Linked DNA regions of Homo sapiens: region 1 is linked to region 2. A link is a loop called in an ENCODE intact Hi-C map of the cell type or tissue named here. Cell type or tissue: PC-3. All regions are shown on one strand. Each heading gives the region's core, and the rest is flanking DNA. Links, peaks and the distances in the headings are about the cores only.

Region 1 (2,927 bases), core at 281-2,780, 100 kb after region 2:
GAGGCATAACGAAGATGAAGTGTGAAGCCCCCAAGGCAGGGCTGCCCAGGTATTTGAGAATGAGTGAGGAGACCAGGGTGGCTGGGGATAAGGGAGTGAAGGAGTGTGGTGGAACACGTGGCCCATCATGTAGGTTTCAAAGTCACAGCACAAATATTTGCCTTTCCACAGTGTGTGACTGGGGACTTTTGAATAGAGGAATGACATGATCTCGTTTATGTTTTCACGGGATCACTCTGGCTGTTCCATTGAGAATAGACTGAAAGGAGTCTAGATGGAAGAAGGAATACCAGTCAGGAGATACAGTTATGATTCATGAGCAGGATGATGGCACTTGGGCCAGGGGATGTCAGTGGAGGTGGCAAGAAGTGTGATATGGTTTGCATCTGTGTCCCCACCCAAAACTCATGTTCAGTTGTAATCCTCAGTGTTGTAAGTGGGGCCTGGTAAGAAGAGATTGGATCATGGGGGCAGTTTCTAATGATTTCACACCACACCACTGGGGACTGTTCTCATGATATTGAGTGAGAAGTTATCCCCAGATCTGGTTGTTTAAAAGTGTGCAGCACCTCCCCACTCTCTCTCTTGCTCCTGCTCCCAGCCATGTGAAGTGCCAGTCCTCCTTCACCTTCCCCCATGATTGAAAGTTTCCAGAGGCCTCCCCAGCCATGCTACCTGTACAGCCTGAGGAATTGTGAGCCCATTAAACCTCTTTTCTTCATAAATTACCCACTCTCTGGCGTTTCTTTATAGCAATGTGAGAACCAGACATATTTTGTAGGCACCGATGGCACATTCAATGTGAAAAATGAGTGCCAGAGAAAGTTCAAGAATGACACCAAGATTATCTGAGAATACATGGGAACCTAAAACTTATTTTGATTGACATTAAATGGTCAATCACCTGCCCAGGCCCAAGGATCTCACCAAACAGAATCATCCAAAATACATGTTAGCATGTTACATGTTTTAATTTATGAAGAAGCACAAAGCAGAACCAGGTAATGCTATGGGCAGTACAAACTCAACGCACACAAATAGAGAAGATAATGGCTACAGAGAGGATTTGTGATGAAGCAGCATGATTAGTAATCTTTGCCTCTAAATGCAATTTCCAACACTGCCACCTTGACAGGCTAAACATCTGGCTAAAATTAACTCTTCTACTTCTAATTATTTCCCCTCAGATTGGACTTTCTCTACTCTCCTCTTCCCAGCAGTCCATAACTATGCCTAGCAATTATTAACAAAATATGCTTTATTGAAACTTTGTACATGTTCCAGCCCATATTATGCAAAAAACAAAAAAATCTCACTATGCTTGTTCTAGACTGAGTGTTAACCTTAAGGAGAGCTTATAACTAAAATAGTCACTTTTTCAATTGTATGATTTAGGCCAATCATTTAAATGGTATATGTAAAATAAAATAAAATGACTTGTAAAGTGGTTTAGACTACAATTGAGTGGTAGGAAGTATTCAGACAGGTTGGGTTTAAAGGTATTTTAGGGGGGCAAATTTTATGCTCCTTTTATCCTAACTGCTTGAGTAAACTCACCAACATCTTATAATAACATTCTATTTCCTGTCTCCATGTGAAGATTTATCACAATGAATCTGGTGAGATAATCCCTGTAATAGTAGAAGTCATTATGAAGTAATTGCATTGAAATGTGCTATGGAATGATGAGTACATATTTCTCTTTCTTGCCAACAAGTATATGAGTCTGTCATTGACTGAAAGACAGTAAAGCAATTCTCCTTTCTCCCCTCAACACAGCCTCTTTTGATTGGGAAAAAAAATTACAAAAAAAATGTGGTTCAGACTTCCCTGGCACATAATGCTGGCAGCATTGAGATGCAGAACTCTTTCCCATAGTAGGAGATGTACCATCTCCTTTACACTGCTTTTGCCTGTTTAACACTCTGCTGGTTATTAATGACATATTTGAGATCATAGTGACCTCTTTCAGCCTCCTCAAGCAGATGTAGCCCGGCGATGATAAAAACAAAATATCAAGTATAGCAGTATAATTCTATTTTGCAAACAAAATAGCTGGGTATTAACTACTTCAAAAGACTCTGTAGCCAGAACCCTCTCTCTGAAAAAAATAATGCCTTCATGTGGTATGATTAGTGAAAAAGTAGCATTGCTCTAAAATGAGATTAATTCCTAATTTCAACATCATTCACAACTTTCTTTTCAAGCTGCCTGAGGCCTGAAATTTTGTTTTTTTTAATCAATCTGTTGTTACTTTTTGTTATTATTCTTGAATGTTCACTCCTGAAGCCAGAATTACATTTGTGTCTCTGGGGTTTGAAATTGATTCAAAATTGACTGAAAGACAGCAACACAATTCTCCTTTCTCCCCTCGACACAGCCTCTTCTGATTGGGAAAAAAAAAAAATTACAAAAAAAATTTGGTTCAAACTTCCCTGGCACACAATGCTGGCAGTATTGAGATACAGGACTCTTTCCCATAGTAGGAGATGTACCATCTCCTTTACACTGCTTTTGCCTGTTTAACACTCTGCTGTTTAACACTCAATTCAAAATAGCTCTTTTCTACCATTTCCAAGCATGTTTTACTAAAACACGATATTGATATTCTCCTTGAGGGTATTGAATCTCTCCTCTCCAAGTTAAAGTGAAAATGGGGAATGGGACTGATGTTGACCCACTGATTCCTCTTAATGTCCATCTGTCTCACTTTTATTTACAAACATGAATCATGAATCAAAAACATTTGTGAAATAACAGTTTCTATATATGTTCCCTGGTTTGAAGTTCCCAAATAAAATATTTAATAGATATGCACTGGGCTCTTATTAAATGTATGACATTATGCTACATACTGTGGGGAGTGCTAAAAATTATTAAACTGTCCCCTGTCTCCTGCCAATCTGCTGGGAAGCCTGAGAAAGATA
Region 2 (2,927 bases), core at 100-2,599:
AGAGCTGTTCTCCTTCTTGCACTGGAGAAACTTGTGCAAAATATATAGGTTGCCCTTAAGGCCATACAGAAATATCCAATATTTTTAACAGAACAGTCTGATTTACCACATCTAAAATTATAACACAGGGTTCTGTTTCCATTTCAAATCCTTAAAGCTTTTGATTTGTTTAGTACTGACAGAAAAAGAAATACAAAGGGATGCATACATCAAGTCAACACCTTCATCCCTAGAGTTTCATCAGGCTGTTTACATCTCAAAAGAGATCTTCTAGTAGCGACTGAAGCAGCATGGCCAAGCCTTGTGGGGTGCGCCTGAGCGGAGAAGCCCTTAAACAGGTGGAGGTCTTCAGGCAGAATCTTTTCCAGGAGGCTGAAGAATTCCTCTGCAGATTCTTGCCACAGAAAATCATATATCTGAATCAGCTCTTGCAAGAGGACTCCCTCAATGTGGCTGACCTGACTTCCCTCCGGTCCCCACTGGACGTCCCCATCCCAGACCCTCCACCCAAGGATGATGAGATGGAAACAGATAAGCAGGAGAAGAAAGACGTCCCTAAGTGTGGATTTCTCCCTGGGAATGAGAAAGTCCTGTCCCTCTTTGCCCTGGTTAAGCCAGAAGTCTGGACTCTCAAACAGAAATGCATTCTGGTGATTACGTGGATCCAACACCTGATCCCTAAGATTGACGATGGAAATGAGTTTGGGGTAGCAATCCAGGAGAAGGTGCTGGAGAGGGTGAATGCCGTCAAGATCAAAGTGGAAGCTTTCCAGACAACCATTTCCAAGTACTTCTCAGAACGTGGGGATCCTGTGGCCAAGGCCTCCGAGGAGACTCATGTAATGGATTACCGGGCCTTGGTGCTTGAGCCAGATGAGGCAGCCTATGGGGAGCTCAGGGCCATGGTGCTGGACCTGAGGGCCTTCTATGCTGAGCTTTATCATATCATCAGCAGCAACTTGGAGAAAATTGTCAACCCAAAGGGTGAAGAGAAGCCATCTATGTACTGAACCCAGGACTAGAAGGAAAATAAATGATCTACATGTTGTGTGGAAAAAAAAATTAAACTTAAAAATTTTTAAATTATTTACACATATGGGATCCCTTAGTTTTCTTTTGAGTTTATTTCAAAAGAAAACTAGGGGATCCCATATGTGTAAATAATTTTTAAATGTGTAGTAAGACTCATCCCCTCCATTTAACCAGTAAGAAATATAAACATAGTCATTTTTAATGATCCTCTTATATTTATGTGTTTAGCAAGTGGTGAATTCACCATTACAGACAGATTCATACACGCCCTTTTGAGTCAATAAGATAAGACCTAGTAATACTTATTTTTACCAAGCATCCCAAATGACGGATTAGTCATAAACTGTGATATTTCTTAGAACTTTTAAAATCCTCGGTTCACATATATTAAACCTACCTGAGGAGGTCTCTGAAAAAATGCAAATGGTAAACAGCTTCACCCAAGACCCACTGAATCAGACTCTGTAAGGGGTGGGGTCTGGGAATGAACATTTTCAGGAAGCTCCCAATATTATTCCAATTCACACCAAAGTTTGAAACCTACTTCACTGGAAGTTCCTTCCAGCCCTGTGATTTTTATGATCCTGGTTTATGACTAATCAGCCTAAATTTTACTTGGTAGACCACACATCTCCCTGCCAAACTTTCTCAGCCAAATATAGCAAGAGTTGACAGATGCCAAGTGGCAGTGGTCTTTGTCAGTGCCCATCCTAAAAGCAGCTGGGCCCACGTGGCCTCATCCCCAGCTGTCTTGAGCTGGGCAGCAGGTGCCGGGATGGCCAGCTGTTCTCCCAGGCAAGTCTGGCAACTCTGCTTGTCCAGATCTCGAATTTTCCCTTGGGTGGCCTTGCTTTTGTGGGTGGTCCAGCCGAACCTTAATCCTAGTGAGTGAGCATTCCAAAGCTGAAATACCCAAACCAGAGCCAGCAGAGAGCGCATATGTGTTTTATGTTTATAAATACATATTCATGCATTGGATTGGATGATCCCTCAAAGTCCTATCTAGCCTTAAATTCTATAAATTACGTGTGTTCATGTATAAATATTATGCAAAGTGTTGTCATACATATTCTTGGTTGCAGATGAAAATTTGTATAGCCCTGCCATTTCTACTGTCTCTCAACCCTCCTCTGTTTTTCAAAATAAGAACACCAAGAAAGCAAAACCTAAATACCGCCAGACTGAAATAACTACACCTAACAAATCTCATAGGAAAGAAAATGATGTGACAATACACTGCCTATGTGCAAAGGACATAAACATTTATAAAGGAGAGGGAGGGAGGGATGAACAGGCAGAGAACAGAGGGTTCTTAGGACAGTGAAAATATATATATATACGCTATGTATATTACTATATATATGTATACTATGTATAATATATAGTATAATACATAATGTATATATATATACACACTATGTATAAAGAGTATATACTACATGTATACATATGTAGTATAATGGTGGGTACATGTCTTTATACATTTGTCCAAACCTACAGATTGTACAACACCAAGAATGAGCCCTAACCTAATGGACTTTTAACGATAATGATGTGTCAATGTAGGTTCATCAATAGTAACGTATGTGCCACTCTAGTGTGGGACTTGATAATGTGGGAGGCTGACCATGTGTGGAATAATTCTGTACCTCCCTCTCAATTTTGCCATAAACCTAAAATTGCCCTAAAAAAGTCAAGTTTTTAAAAAATGTTACATATATGTACAGGAATAAAGACAATACATACTTTTGCAAAACTGTAGGGGAATGGTGTGGTTCTGTTCTCATTTTGCTTTTGTTTTAAAATACAAGTAGCAAAATATTGTATATTATAACAATATAATACCAATATTCAATTTGTAAAATTGATACAGAATTAGATTTAAATTTAAAAGT

Evidence for each region. Hi-C counts contacts between places; a loop is a spot of excess contacts. Peaks named below come from ENCODE experiments on the same cell type or tissue, not always from the same donor. Only the 100,000 strongest peaks of a DNase experiment are listed, where the experiment ranks them.
Region 1: a loop joins it to region 2, with 4 times the contacts of the local background. A loop is called at or near these places in 1 of 110 quality-filtered maps.

The regions. Positions count from the first base shown.
Region 1 is chr5:98,312,792-98,315,718 of GRCh38, forward strand. No RefSeq gene overlaps it. Among named protein-coding and RNA genes, the nearest start is that of LINC01846, 150 kb to the left of the region's middle. In PC-3, for the core only: no CTCF peak of the experiment used is centred there; a DNase peak (open chromatin) is centred at 1,650; H3K27ac peaks cover 2,360 bases.
Region 2 is chr5:98,213,112-98,216,038 of GRCh38, forward strand. It overlaps the pseudogene PSME2P1. Among named protein-coding and RNA genes, the nearest start is that of LINC01846, 53 kb to the left of the region's middle. In PC-3, for the core only: no CTCF peak of the experiment used is centred there; DNase peaks (open chromatin) are centred at 1,380 and 1,630; H3K4me3 peaks cover 327 bases; H3K27ac peaks cover 2,079 bases.